2 separate regions of the Mus musculus genome follow, and region 2 is linked to region 1. Evidence: chromatin loops called from intact Hi-C (ENCODE). Cell type or tissue: left cerebral cortex. All regions are shown on one strand.

Region 1 (8,000 bases):
ATTCATATTTCTGTATTAAGTAAAAAAAATTAAAGGTTTCTACCATATTTGGAATTTCTCTTAAGATAACAGAAAGATGTGTTAGTTCAGGCTCTCAGAAACAGTGCCCCATGTGACTTTTTTAGAAAAGATTTATTTATTTATTTTACGGATGTGAGTGTTCCCTCTGCATGTACTCTTATGTGGCAGAAGAGGGCATCATTCCATTATAGACAGTTTTGAGCCACCCATCTATGCAAATTGTTGGGAATTGAACTCAGAACCTCTGGAAGAACAGAGGCTCTGAACCCCACCCCACCCCACCCCATGTGACATTTTGACAAGCCCATGACATCGATACAATCATAGAAAGAAAATAACTTTTTTTCATTCTCTTTTGCCATTTCCTGACTTCAATTAAACTTCTAAGGACATGAAAACTGTTGGCCGTTTGTGAGTCTACAGCGCCGAGTGCGTTGACCTCCTCAGCAGCCTTTGCTGCTATTGTTTCTTATGCCTCTCATTTTACTTCCTATTAGGGTAGATCCAAATGTCCATTATGTAAGACCTGAAACGTTGAAACTGATAGATGAAAATTGTAGGGAAAAGCCTTCAAACTATTGACAAGGCAGGGACTTTCTAAACAGAATTCCAGTAACACAGGAAAAAAACCCAACAAATGATAAATGGGATTACATAAAATTAAGACACTTCTGCTCGGCAAAAGAAGTCTTCAGCAATGCAAAAGAGACAGCCAGCCCACATACAAAGGGGAATTAATATCCAGGACATATAAAGAACTCTAAAATGCAAATGGCCAATAAACATCAGGAAAGTGTGTTCAACATCCTTGGCTATCCAGGAAATGCACATTAAAACCACTTCAGAATTTCAACTCATCCCAGTCAGAATGCCAGGCACATAGGGCTGCCTTGTCTGGCTGCAATGGGAGAGGATGCACCTACCCCTGCAGAGTCTTGATGATCAGGGTTGGGGGATGCCAAGCCCTCCCCCATCCTCTCAGAGAGAAGGGGAGGGGGAGGGACTCTGTGAGGGGGGCAGGGACAGTATTTGGGATGTTAATTTAAAAGGAAGGAAGGAAGGAAGGAAGGAAGGAAGGAAGGAAGGAAGGAAGGAAGGAAGGAAGGAAGGAAGGAAGGGGAGAGAGAAAGAGAGAGAGAGAGAGAGAGAGAGAGAGAGAGAGAGCGAGCGAGAGAGAGCGAGCTGGGGAAAAGATAACCCTGAATTCTACCTTCCCAAACCTGTACAGACATTTCTGTTCAGTCATTACTTAGGAACTGGATAAGGATAGCAAAGCACACAACAGATCCATAGTCTGTTTCTTCCCACTTGTGAGCGTGCATCATTATAAGGCATTAAATGAGAACACGCCCAGGGTGTGTGTTCCTCAGACTCCTGTGAGCTTGTTCCTTGTACACGACAGCAGCCCTGCTGGTTCGCTCCACTGAGAAAGATGGCATGCATTAGCTGTGATCTAAGTGTCAGTTGGCTCATTCTGGAACATTAGTCCTGTCATCTCTCTGAAGAGAGAAGGTTGAATCCATTGTCAAAGCTCCCAAAATTGCACTCCCTCTTCCTGAGAGCATCTCTTGGTGCTAAGATACCAAAGTGGCTTCCAGCAACTGAGAGACCACAGATTTCTCTTCCATGACATCAAGTTGCTTGCATAAAACAGCTCCGCATAAGTTCCCAAGTAAATCAGGTTTGCAAAAAGCAAGCGAAAACCTATAGTACTCACCTTTGAGGATTAGCCATGACGATGGCAGGATTAAACGCCCTGTATCTCCGGGTTGATTTCAGCTTCAGGACCATACAGACAATTGCCCTAGGCCCACTAACACTTCAGCACTTCCAGATGTTAGAGTTTTCAAATAATTTTATCCCAGTGGCAAGGAGTGATACAGACAACTCCTTGCAGGGACCGAAGTTGGATTTCCCCTGACATGTACACAAGACACCTGCAGGTGGAGACACAGGGCTGTCCTTGGGAACCAGCAGGCTTTGTACGTATTGTCTTCCCCTAAAACAGATGGACTTAGCATTACAATTTCTGCTTTCCATGTGCTTCTGTGAATTCTGGGAGGTAGGGGTGACATAAATACACACACACACACCCCACAGAGGAGAGGCAATATCATTCTTCTTTCTGTTTTTGGTTTTGGTTTGTGGGTTTTTGGGGGTGTTTTTTTTTAAGTTAGAAGATTTTTTATTAGATATTTTCTTTATTTACATTTCAAACGTTATCCCCTTTCCTGGTTTCCCCTCAGAAAACCCTCTATCCCCTTCCCCCTCCCCCTGCTCACCAATCCACCCACTCCTGCTTCCCTATCCTGGCATTACCGTACACTGGGGCATTGAGCCTTCTCAGGACCAAGGGCCTCTCCTCCCATTGATGTCTGACAAGGCCATCCTCTGCTATATGCAGCTGGAGCCATGAGTCCCACCATGTGTACTCTTTGGTTGATGGTTTAGTCCCTGGGAACTCTGAGGGGTACTGGTTAATTCATATTGTTGTTCTCCCTATGGGGTTGCAAACCCCTTCAGCTCCTTTCTCTAGCTCCTCCATTGGGGACCCCATGCTCAGACCATTGCTTGGCTGATAGTATCCACTTCTGTATTTATCAGGCTCTGGTAGAGCCCCTCAGGAGGCAGCTATAGCAGGCGCCTGACAGCAAGCACTTATTGGCATCCATAATAGTGTCTGACCCCATTTCATCAAAAGCAATTTCAACAAATATTTTAAAGTAAAAAACAAAAACAGGAAAAAGTTGTGAATTACTATTTAGCACTGTGGTAACTAGTCATTTGTGTTCCTAGGGAGACACAGTTCCCGCAGCTGCTATTGTGCTTCAAGCCAGATCTTTCTGGGCAAACATTTACAAGGCTGTGTGTTTGTCCCACCTGCATGTGAAGAGGAGCACAGATTGTCCCCTGTGTAAAGCATCCCAGTCAGAAACTCCATAATGTACAACCTGAGCAGAGCATGCCACCATTTATGTGTAGGTGCCAACTCTGCCTGGAGCCAGGCAGGGAGACCAGATGGCTCCTGGGGAGGGCCCCTGCCTCTCAGCACACCAGATGGAAATGTACTGGCAAACATGCATGCTGGTTTCTCTGGACATGCCAGTACATGAATGATCATCCTTTCTCCAGGCCATGTATTCGTTTCCTGGGGCTACCCTAACAATGTGATTTAGAACAATAGCTACTTATTCTCTCCTAGGACTGGAGGCCAGAGCTCCAATATAAGGCTGTTGCTAGACCCATGCTCTCTCTTAAGGCTTGAGGAATATAAGTCCTAGCCTGCTTCTTGCAGATTCTTGTGGCTCCAGATGTTCCTGGCCTTGAGGCTACACTGTTCTACTCTTCACTGCCACTTCTGATGGCATTCTCTTCTGTCTCAAACATCTCTCTCCTTTCTCCCTTTCTCCCAGAAGGGTAGCACTCATTGAGTTTCAGGCCCACTGTAAATCTGGAATAATCTCAACTTAATTACCTCTGCTTCCACATAACATGACATTCACAAGACCCGGAGACATCTTTGGGGATGACCTGGTGGTAATAAAAACAAGCTATGTATTCATGATTTCTTGTGGAATCACTACATATTCACAGCTATCCCAAGATTACTTTCTTTTTCTTTTCTTCATGCCTGGCAGACTAAGTCTAAAGATAGAAACCCCAGTGAAGGGGTTTGGGGTAGGGTGGGGCCTAGGTCATTTGATACAATGCTTGCCTGGCATGCAGGAAGCCTGGGTTTGATCCCCAGCACTGTATAAAACCAAACATGGTGGTTCATGTTTGCAATCCCAGCACTTGGAGGGTAGGAGGATCGTAATCCTTGGCTATACTGAGAGTTTGAGGCTACATGAGACCCTGGGCTATGTGAGACTCCATCTCAAATAACCTAAAACCTCAATGAAGACATAGCAGTGGGGCTTGATTTAGAAGCACGGGAGAATGTGACTGCTCTGTGCAATCCAGGCATCCTGCTTGGCTGAGACATCTGCACTTGCTGTCACCAGACTGGGCCTTACCTGGGCTGTTAGATTTAATGAACATGAGCTGGGTATGTGCTACTTAGGAGACTGAGGCACAAACCCAGGAATTAGTTTCAGACCAGCCCAGGCAACACAACAAGCCCCACCCCCCAAAAAAAATCTGGGGAAAAAATGTAAAGAGAACAGAAATTTTGTTCCTTTACAAGCAGAAGAATGATTCATGGCCAAAACTGCTTTCCCTGACTAATTCGAGCTTTGGATTTAGTCAGTGTTAACACAGTGCTAGCTCACTGCGAGAAGAGACACAGTTTGGCTTCGGGTTGTAAGGATAAAGCAAGGAGTACTGGTTGCTCATGGGCTTGAAATGATGCCATGGCACAAGGAGGAAGAGGAAGGGCTCATCGGTCTTGAGGCCCATCGGTCTTGCAAACTTTATATGCCTCAGTACAGAGGAACGCCAGGGCCAAGAAGTGGGAGTTGGTGGGTAGGGGAGTAGGGGGGGAGGGTATGGGGGACTTTTGGGATAGCATTGGAAATGTAAATGAGGAAAATACCTAATTTTTAAAAACCAACAAAAAAAATAAATAATTTAAAAAAAAAGAAAAGAAAAGGAAAGACAGCTGGAGAGATGGCTCAGGAGTTAAGAATATGTCTTCTAGAGGATCCAAGTTCAGTCACCTATGTGACACAGCACACAGCTGCTTGTAACTACAGCTCCAGGGGGATCTACATCCTCTGGCCTCCTCAGACACAAGCATTCACATATCCATATATATATGCATACATACATACATACATGCATAATACATACATGCATGCGTGCATACATATGTACATACACACGTACACACACCACTTAATTAAAAATAATAAATGTAAACTGTCATTTGGATGCTGTAAATTGCTCATATTTACAGGTAGAAAGAGGTCCGTTGACTCAGAAGATAACTAGGAGTCCAGCAGAGCTCTAACAGGGATGACGATACTAATCTACATAGGGGATCCTCAGTAGTCTACTCCTAGGTTGTATTTCCTGTCCCTGTATTGGAAGCTTTTGGGTTTTACAAGTCACTGCAATAGAAAAAGAAATAAAGCAATAAGGGAGTGGGTCATTGAAGAAATCACGGGGGAAGTCTTTAAAATATTTAGAATCAAAAAGAAAATAAAAAAATATTTAGAATCAAATGAGAATGTGCTCCTGAAGTACAGCTAAGAGAGCTCCAAGAGACAAATTTATGTTTATGAATGCTTACATTATAAAATCAGAACAATCTCAAATAACCTCATGGTATCGCTCAAGGTCTGTCAGCCATCACTGCAAAGAGAGGCCCATTGGACTTGCAAACTTTATATACCCCAGTACAGGGGAACCCCAGGGCCAAAAAGGGGGAGTGGGTGGGTAGGGGATTGGGGGGGTGGGTATGGGGGACTTTTGGGATAGCATTGAAAATGTAAACGAGGAAAATACCTAATTTAAAAAAAAATCGAAAAGAAGCAAAACCTTACATAACTTAGATTTTGAGTTCATTTAAAGACATATTTCTATGTATTTTATGTGTATAAGTGTTTTGCCTGTATGTGTGTGTGTATGTATGTATGTATGTATGTATGTATGTGTATTATGGTGTACAAGCCTGGTGCCCACAGTGGCTAGAAAAGGGTGCTGGCCTTCCTGAAGTTGAATTACAAATAACAGTAAGTTGCTTTGTGGGTGCTGAGAACTGAACCTTGTTCTGTTCTAAAACTAAAGCTGGATAGTTTTAAATCAACTTGATACTAGCTAGAGTCCTCTGAGAGGAGGGGCCTCAGTTAAAAAAATGCTTTGGCTATAGGCAACCCTGTAATGCTTTTTTTTTTTTTTTTAATTCTTTCTTCCCTTCTGTTAGTATGCCATGATTTTTTTTTTTTAAGGCCAGGCATTATATTCTTTTTTTTTAAACTTTTTTATTTTATTTTTTAATTTTTTTATTAGATAATTTCTTCATTTACATTTCAAATGCTATCCTAAAAGTTCCCGATACCCTCCCCCCGCCCTGCTCCCCTACCCACCCACTCCAGCTTCTTGGCCCTGGCATTCCCCTGTACTGGATCATATAAAGTTTGCAAGACCAAGGGGCCTCTCTTCCCAATGATAGCCGACTGAGCCATCTTCTGCTACATATGCAGCTAGAGATACAAGCTCCAGGGTTACTGGTTAGTTCATATTGTTGTTCCACCTATAGGGTTGCAGACCCCTTCAGCTCCTTGGGTGCTTTCTCTAGTTTCTCCATTGGGGGCCCTGTGTTCCATCTTATAGATGACTGTGAGCATCCACTTCTGTATTTGCCAGGCACTGGCATAGCCTCACACAAGAGAGCTATATCAGGGTCCTTTCAGCAAAATCTTGCTGGCATGTGCAATAGTGTCTGGGTTTGGTGGCTGGTTATGGGATGGATCCCCGGGTGGGATAGTCTCTGGATGGTCAATCCTTTCGTTTTAGCTCCAAACTTTGTCTCTGTAACTCCTTTCATGGGTATTTTGTTCCCTATTCTAAGGAGGAATGAAGTATCCACACGTTGGTCTTCCTTCTTGATTTTCTTGTGTTTTGCAAATTGTACCTTGGGTATTCTAAGTTTGTGGGCTAATATCCACTTATCAGTGAGTGCATATCAAGTGACTTCTTTTGTGATTGGGTTACCTCACTCAGGATGATATCCTCCAGATACATCCATTTGCCTAGGAATTTCATAAATTCATTGTTTTTAATAGCTGAGCAGTACTCCATTGTGTAAATGTACCACATTTTCTGTATCCATTCCTCTGTTGAGAGAAATTTGGGTTCTTTCCAGCTTCTGGATATTATAAATAAGGTTGCTATGAACATAGTGGAGCATGTATCCTTATTTCAAGTTGGAACATCTTCTGGGTATATGCCCAGGAGAGGTATTGCTGGGTCCTCAGGTAGTACTATGTCCAATTTTCTGAGGAACCGCCATACTGATTTCCAGAGTGGTTGTACTAGCTTGCAATCTCACCAACAATAAACCCTTATCTTTTGAAAGAAAATGTTCACTCTTATTCTTTTGGTAATGTTTTCCTCAGTATCTACATGTGACAAAATGCATCAAACACTAAACATGTTATAAGTATGCACATTTTGTTGTTTTCTTTTTCTAAGATGACACTGCCTCCAGAGATGAAAAAAATAATAAAAAAGGGCAAAGGCATTTGAAAGGGCAGGTATAATATTTTCAATTTCCCTATAGAGTGTAGATCATGCTCCTTGCTTTACTGAAAGCATTGGAGGCAGACCACTCCATAACCTAACTCCACCTCCAAAGTCAAAAGTTTTGAAGGAATTAGGCTATCAGCGCCACATTTTTTGGGGGGGCTTCTAAACACTATTTTTTTCCTTGGGATGCTAATAAGGACTTTATTTAGACAGGTTCTCATATTTAGGCTGGCTTGGAACTTGCATTGGTCTCACTGTGTGTTTCTACTTTCCTTGCTGCTTTTAAAATTCTTTTATTGTTCTGAATATTTAGTGTTGTGATTATTATGTGATGGGAGGATTTTTCTTTTCTGGTTCAGTCTGTTTGGTGTTCTGTAAGCTTCTTGTGTCTTTATATGTGCCTTTATAGGCATCTCTTTCTGTAGATTAGGGAAATTTTCTTCTATGGTTTTTTGGAAAGTGTTTTCTGGGCCTTTAAACTGGGAATCTTCTCATTCTATTCCTCCTCCTCTTCAATTCCCATTATTCTTAGGTTTGGTCCTTTTTTTAAGTGTTCCAGATTTCCTGGATGTTTTATGTCATGGACTTTTTAGATTTTGCATTTTCTTTGACTGATATATTGATTTCTTTTTTAGTATCTTCTACACCTGAGATTCTCGCTTCCATCTCCTGTATTCTGTTAGTGATGCTTGCATCTGTTGTTCCTGTTTTCTTTCCTAGGTTTTCCATCTCCAGGATTGCCTCAGTTTGTGTTTTCTTTATTGCTTCTATTTCCCTTTTCAGGTCTT
Region 2 (8,000 bases), 78 kb after region 1:
TACAGCAGCCATTTTTGCCTCCCAGGACACCTTCATACAGGTAGCATTTATTCACACAGATGCGCATTCATTCATATACACACACATAAAAATTTCTGCAGGCTATTTAGAAGAAAAAGGAACATGTTTACAAATAGTATCAGAACAACTGCACATCTAGAATATTTCTCCTAGAGAAATGAGAACTTATGTTCACATAAACTTCATGAACAAATGTTGATAGCCGCTCTATTAATAACTGCCCTGAGCCGGAAACAACCCAAATGTTCTTCAGTGGGAAACTGGATAAGCAAACTGTACTACATGTGTGCAATAGAGTAAAAAGAATAAAATTGAATAAAAAGAATAAAAGAATTGTTGATAAGCTCAACAATTTAGATGAAACTCAATGGAAAAAGAACCTTAGTGAAACCACGCCAAGCAAAACAGTCTCAAAAAATAGGAGACTGTATGATCTCATTGGCATGCCTTTCTTGGAAAGACAAAAGCAGAGTGGCGAAGGGCTACAGAGACTTTGGGCCAAGAAGGAGGTGTGGATACAAAGTGGAAATGACCATGGAGATTTTTGGACTTCGGGATTGTTTCTGAATCATTGTACTGTTGGTTCCATAAATCCACACGGGTGTTGAACTTCATAAAATCCAAAGTGACTGCAACAGGACTTGGTTAGATTTGTCCTCTCACTCTCTCCTTGCATTTAAAAACAAGATCTTGTTTATTCCTTTAACAATTTCATATGGGTAAATGCTGTATCTTTATCATATCCATCCCAAACTTGTCCGGCTCACTTCTTCCAGTCACCCCTAGTATGGATTGGATTTTTAATCTTTCCAAATCAAGCCCATCGAAATCCTTGCTTTCTCTCAAACTGTTTGGCTGCAGAGGTTCGCCTGCCTAGCCATTTGTTTTGTTTGCTCCTGAGCCGTTCATTTTTCTCCAAGCCATTTGTCAAGACTCTTACAGCATCACCTCTTTTGCATCTAGATTTTTTTTCTGGGTCTGTTGTAGGCCCTGATGTTGGGATAGCACAGTCTACTTATGCATTTCTTGTTGATTTATGATCAGGCTGTTTTCAGATTTTTGCTATTACAAGCAGTTTTAGTGCATGAACAGTCCTGCATTTCTCCTAGGTTTGGACGTATGGGCAAGAATGCTGGGGGCTAGGGATGGAACTCATTGTTAGAGTATTTTGCCTAGCATGCTTAAGGCCCTGGGATAAATCCCCAATATGACATACATGCATACACACACACACACACATACACACACAGAAAGAGAGTGTGTTCAGCTTTTCTAAATTAGGACAGTAGAAAAGTAAATCAAACAATGCCTAGCCATCCTGTAGAAAGAGAAACAATGTGGTAATAAATTAGGTCAAGTCATGAGAATCATTTGAGACCACACAAGCAGCTACGTGGATACATTGCACAAATGTCAACCTAGCTGCTCTTGTAATGACAAGTCATGCCTGTAGTGATGGTGTCTGAGTCAAAGTAAACAATGCAGCAGCAAGCTCACTGACATAACCTCGGGATTCTCACTACTGGACCTAAGGAGGCAGGCCAAGGCTGCCCACACCTATCCATGTGCAGGAGGCTGCTCCAAGAAACACCCTGGCCTTTGCTCATGAACACAAAGTTCTGCAACCCCAACAAGGAGTGCATATTTAAGACTAAGGCTGACCTGCCCTGGCTTCCCCAACCCCAAAGAAGAGCAATCCTAGACATCAGGCCAGAGCCCCTACCAGCTACATGCCTTGATATCGAACAAGAGCAGGTCCTGTTACTGGCCCTGTTCATAGTCTAAGACATTGCTCTTCGATGCACAGAAAAGGACCTCAAGGACCATCCTCTTTTCTAGATTCACCTAGCTGAGTGAATGCAGAATATTGTTTCAAGAAGAGAGAGCCAGTAAGATGGTTCATCGGGTGAAAATACTTACTGCCCAAACCTGACTGAGTTCAATCCCCAGGACCCACAAGGACAGAACCAACTCCCACAGAGTGTCATCTGACCTCCACAAATTGTCTTCTGGCTTCCACACATGTAACATAGCACATAGAAGCCCATGTGTGTGTGTGCCCACACCACACACACACCATCCTCATTTTGGTACAAACTGGGTTACTTTGTGGTAGAAAATTCTCTGGCCAAAAGAGAGAGAGAGAGAGAGAGAGAGAGAGAGAGAGAGAGAGAGAGAGAGAGAAGAAGAAGAAGAAGAAGAAGAAGAAGAAGAAGAAGAAGAAGAAGAAGAAGAAGAAGAGAAGAGAAGAGAAGAGAAGAGAAGAGAAGAGAAGAGAAGAGAAGAGAAGAGAAGAGAAGAGAAGAGAAGAGAAGAGAAGAGAAAAGAGAAACTGTCCTAACCCTGATTTGAGGAGCAAATGAGTTTTGTCTGTCTGATTCACATTGCTCTGGGGAAGATGGGGCTGTGAGCAGAGTTGCCATGCAGGTGAGGATGTAAGATCCTAGGAAAACAAAGATGGGCCACTGAGCAACCATAGATAGCTCCCATAGGAGTGATTCTGCTGTCTTGGAGCTCGGAGTCCATGTTTATCCCAGAAGAGATACTACCCGACTCCCATCCCTCCTATATCCTGTGGCCCAAGGGCCCCACTTTTCTCTATCTAACTGCCTATCTAATTGCCATATCAATTATCTGTGATGGTGGGTTTCATTTCTACATTTTCATACATGCACATGATGGATCTCAATCATATCTGCCCTTACCCTTTCTTGCCTCACACCTACTAGGTGCCTTCCTCTTCCTTAACTAACCTCACTTCCACTTTGATAACTTTCTTTTGTGATGCAAGGAGTTTAATTAGGGCCTCTTACAGAACAAGGGTGGGGGCTTATTTACAGACACCTTAATAACTGGCTACACCACTCAAGAAAATGTCTCTTCCTCCCCACCAACCATGAGCTGCATATACATCCTCATGGAGGAGTGGGGGCTCCATGTGACCTTCCCAACTCTATGACAAGATGTTGTCCTCCCAAGTTCTGGGACTGTGTACCACCATGCCATCTGTTTTTAAACTTTATCCCTCAAATGGTTCGTGTGAATAAGATTACCAAAGCTGAAAGCAACTCTGCGTGACCTTTCTGCTATGTCTGAACTGATGCAGAGCTCAAGGGGCTGGGAGGGTGGCCATTGCCCTGTCCACTGTAGACTTCAGAACTTACGGTAGCAATTCGTCTCACTCTGCTAGCACTGGGGTCTCTCTCCAGTTAGCCATCTAATCCTACGCTCTTGTAGCATCATTAGCCTCCCAACAATATTCCTTTTTGAATTAATTAAAACTTTAATTTGAGTTCATTTAATTACTCTCACCCTGCTGCTACCTCTGCTCTCGCCCTGTTCCTGTTTGGAAATGCCAATGCAATCTGCATTGGATAACTCCTTTGTAATAGAGGGCTGCTTTGTGCATTATAAAATATTTACAGCATCCCTGAGTCATCCCAGTTCTGACACCCAAAAATGTCTCCCCAGAAATTGCCAAATGTCTTGTAGGGACAAAAATCGCCCACACTTGAGAAGCACAGCTCTAGTGTCCAATGTGTTTCTCTAAGGAGACTTTTATACACACACCCTCTTCTGGTTACTCATCTTAAGCTTGCGCCATGGTTGAACTAGGAAGCGCTTAGAGAGAAGGCTCAACAGAGCTGTGTGAAATTCTTGCTAATATGTGATGCTTGTGCTTGCAGAGGCTCAAGCCTCTGTGATGGACACGCACAATGGTTCTTCATTCTTGAGCTGTGGAAGAGGGGTTCCTACAGTGTGGAGACACATGCACAAGGTAAGCTGGGATCAGAGAAGTGGGGCCGAAGGCAGCAGAGACACTCTAGCTACACTGTCCCTGTTCTCAACTCTATCTCGGCTGGTGGTCCTTGAACCAGACAAGCGTTCGAGTCCGGGAGTTTTGTTGGGAGCAAGGTCCTACTCCCCCATCTGGCTGTTTTGGATGAGAAAGCAACAGAGGAGCAGAGCTTTTAGGCCTCCGAGTTTCGAAGATGGCTTTTGTTCTGGGCTTTTCTTTGCAGAGTAATTAGAAAGGCCAAAGAAGACAGATGGCCTTTTTCTAGACAAGAATCTGAGGTTGCTCATTAGCTCTGTCACAGGAAGCCTGTTTTATGGTAATAAGGCCTTTCTTCCCGGTGGCAACATCCATCCAGTTTGCCCCACTTTTTAAACTGAGGTTTTAGTCTTCAAAATACAGTTACTTCCTATAGTTTTACAGGGTCTAAACTTGGCCAAGGACACATACACACACAATAAAACCTGAACTTTAACATAAAATTTTCAGGTAAAAAAAATGTAAAAAGAAAAATGGCTGACCTTCCTCTGTGTTCTCTGAAGCCTTCCCTGTCTTGGAGATAAGATGTGCCTTTCCATCATTACATGACCTGTTCATGGCTCAAGCATGTCTGATGGCGATACAACCTCACTGAGGGAGCACAAGGACCATGCGGCCACAGGCTTCCCTGACACTCCTGATAAGTGAAAGCAGCCTTGCCTTGCCTTTCTCACCGTGGACCACAGCCACCCAGAATGCAAAGCAGAGGGCTTGTAGGATAGAGACAAAGGGCAGCTAGGGTGAAATCTGAGGCCAGAGAGAATAGAGACCACATGAGAATTAGATGCCAGGCAAGGAAGAGAGGGGAAAGGGTAATGAGGAAAGGCCAGCAGTGGATTGTGCACAGGGCTGATGAGAACACAGGGCCCCAGGGCTGCCATCTCTTCATCTGCTAGCCAGTGGGCAAAGCAGACTCGACATTTCTGTGCTTGACATAAAGTGTGCCTCATAACAAGTGCTCAGCCACTGCTGGGCCAGAGGAAGGGTGGGAAGATGCTCACAGTGCCATAACGACCAGAATCACTTCTTGGCAGCTGGCTGTGCCATGTTTTCCACCCTGGCATCAGAGGGTTGTGCTTGACTGGTCCTGACTGGCTCAGGCCACAGAAGAAGGGTAAAATGAGCCAACGACTACAAGGAGCTTCGACAACTTGGGAAGGCAAGGACATGATCAGTCATTCTCAACCTACCTGATACTGGGACCCTCTAATACAGCCCCTCGTGTTGTGGTGACCCCCAACCATAAAAGTATTTTGTTGCTACTTTATAACTATAATTTTGTGCCTCTTATGAATTATAATGTAAATATCTGATGTGTCGAGCAGCTGACAATCACCCCCTGTGAAAGGGTCATTCGATCCCCAGGTTGAGAACCTCTGCCCTAGATCCCCCAGAAGGAACAGACTACAAACCTGTGAGAGCTCAGACTATTAGAATTGGCCTTGACTGATGGGTAGTGGTGATGCACATCTTTAATCACAGCACTGGAGAGGTAGAGACAGGCGGACCTCTGTGAGTTCATGGCCAGCCTAATCTATAGAGATAGTTCTAGGAAAAAAAAAAAAAGAGCCAGCCCCTTCCTGCTCACTGCTATTGTCTGACTCAGTCAGCCACTATCACCCACATCCTGGGAGCCAGGACAAGGCAGTTGTCTAAAGATAAATGGCCGTGTCTGGACAAACAGTCCCATAAGGGATAAACAGCAGGCTTGCATGTAGCTCCAGAAGTTGCATCCCTTCCCATTCTCCAAACCTCTTCTAGGAAGCCCAGGTAACCCCTTCCCCTTTCCTGCTGTGTCTGCTGCTCCTCACGGTTCGAAAGAAACAGTCCAGTCTTGTTGAGGTCAGTCCCTAGTCTCTTTTCTGCCTCCTGTCTCTTTGAACTGCCTCAGAAATCTAACATCACACTGCTCCCAAAATCTAAGTGACTATTTGTTGGTTTGGGCCTCTAAGTTTGTTGTAAATCTGCACCAGCAACAGAAAACTGAGTTAGGCAAGAACGTGAGTCAATTTCCCATCCTGCCCTGCTTCTCTCCCTCCCTCTGGGCCATCTATGTCAGAAACACCCAGCCTAGCATGTGATGTGCCTGTCCTCTAGTCAGCCTCAGTGACAGAGATACTGAGAAGATGCTGGTCCCCTAGACAGGGTTTGAGGAGCCCAGTATCTCATGAGAGAGCAAGCCAGAAATTTGCCTGGAGGTCCTCATCCACCGTACATATCATTCACACCGGAATAACCCATGCACTGGTTTGGGGCAATTGTGGGCACATCAGCTGTAAACTCTTGTGATGGATAACAATGGCAAACTTGAAGTCAAGCTTGTTCTGTGACAGATGCCACCATCTGTGGTGGTTCGAATGAGATGCCCCTTCCCAATAAGTCTCTGGCATTTCTATACGTGGTCTCCAGTTGGTGGCTGTTTGGGGAGGATTAAGAGATATGGCCTTTCTAGAGGAAGTATGTCACTGGAGGTGGGCTTTGAAAAAGACTGCCATTGGGAGTTAACTCTCTCTGCTTCCTGCTTGTGGTTTGAGATGTGAGCTCTCACTCTGCTGCTCCAGTGAGCGAGCTTGCTGCTGCTCCCTTCCTCCCCACCATGAGGGATTCTTATCCCTTGGTAACTGCAGGCCCAAGGTAAACCCTTCCTTGTCTAAATTGCCTTGCGCATGATGTTTTATAACAGAAAAGTAAGTCAGTGTAACGGCCCATTGTGTGATGGCTGGGAAGATTCAGTCTGGGGTCCTATCATTGTAGCCTTGCCTTTGCCAGCAATGCTATACTGCATCAAATACTACACTAAATATATGTGGGTCTGGATAATGTTATGCTAAAATTTTATCCTCAGGTGTGCAACCACTCTGCCCAGTGGGTACCAGATCCTCTTTACAAATAAAGAACTGAAGCTCTGAGAGAACTCATAATTTGCTTATAGTCACACAACCAGGCTTTTAAATGTCTTGCTTAATGAAAGGAGTGATGAAGCCCAAGGAGAAATGAACCTCATCTGAGGACAAGATGGGTATGTCCCATGGCCGGGAAGATGCGAAAACCCACTGCAATACCATTCTAGGATACGGGCTAAACAATTCCTCACAGCGTCCTCTGCCTAAGCCGAGATGAGGAAGCCACAGGGGCAGCCAGGAAAGAAGGCAAGAGACTGAACTGAGGGGAGCTTCAGAGGGATACAAGACACCCATACTTCATGCCTTTAGCCAGGGAAGGGGATTCCTGGGAGCCTTGTAAAAGAGGCCCACACCATACCCTCTTCTTACTGCACCCTGACTTGATTTGCTGCCTAAGACTAGAAAATACAAATGCACAGTTTTAAGATGTAATACTTTTTAATTATGTGTCGATATGTGTGTGTGTGTGTGTGTGTGTGTGTGTTCATGTGTCTCATATACAAATAAATGCAGGTGACCACAGAGGCCAGAGGCATCGGATCCCCTGGAGCTGTTTGATGTAGATACTGGGAACTCACCGCAGGCCCTCTGAAAGAGCAGCAAGTACTCTTAACTACTGAGCCTCTAATGCACATTATAAAAGTTAATAAAACGAGCTGTACACCCACAAGCCACACCCAAAGGGATCACTATTGGATGATGGATCACAGACACCTTAATAACTGGCTACACCATGAAGAAAATGTCTCTCCCTTTCCACCCATAATGAGCTGCATATACATCCTCATGAAGGTGTGGGGGCTCCATGAGCCCCTCCCCACTCTATGACAGGATGTTGTCCTCCCAAGTTCTGGGCCACAGCCCTCTCTCCCACTGAGGAAATGCTTGGCGACTTTATGATCATCTCCTTGCTTTCTTTACATTATCTGTCATGGGATGATGTGTTCGTCTTAGTTGTTTATAAACTTCGGTTAAGTGGTTCAAATGATGTGAAACCTTTTCTTTGGCTCCTTTTGCTCAGCATCCCAGCTGTGAGAGTCCCCCAGCTCATGCAGCTATAGATCGTCCCTTCCTGCTGCGCACCATTCTGTTTGGTGAATGTATGCCTAGTAGGCCCTGGCTTTTCTATCATTTTTCATACATTCTAGGATTAAGTCCTTCATTAGTTAAAGGTACTTCCATTGTCTTCTCCCAAAATGTCACTTTTGTACCTTGGTCAAGAGGCATTCTTACTGTCACTT

Evidence for each region. Hi-C counts contacts between places; a loop is a spot of excess contacts. Peaks named below come from ENCODE experiments on the same cell type or tissue, not always from the same donor. Only the 100,000 strongest peaks of a DNase experiment are listed, where the experiment ranks them.
Region 2: a loop joins it to region 1, with 2.9 times the contacts of the local background. A loop is called at or near these places in 3 of 42 quality-filtered maps.

Annotation. Positions count from the first base shown.
Region 1 is chrX:7,472,019-7,480,018 of GRCm38, forward strand. It overlaps Gm32829 (a long non-coding RNA gene), which reads right to left and starts at 1,957. Exons shown (of 3, transcript XR_386879.1): 1 at 1,739-1,957. In left cerebral cortex, a CTCF peak has its summit at 1,962 (motif pointing right); DNase peaks (open chromatin) are centred at 1,980, 3,043 and 4,236; H3K27ac peaks cover 370 bases.
Region 2 is chrX:7,550,118-7,558,117 of GRCm38, forward strand. No RefSeq gene overlaps it. Among named protein-coding and RNA genes, the nearest start is that of Gm23082, 6.6 kb to the left of the region's middle. In left cerebral cortex, no CTCF peak of the experiment used is centred here; a DNase peak (open chromatin) is centred at 3,528.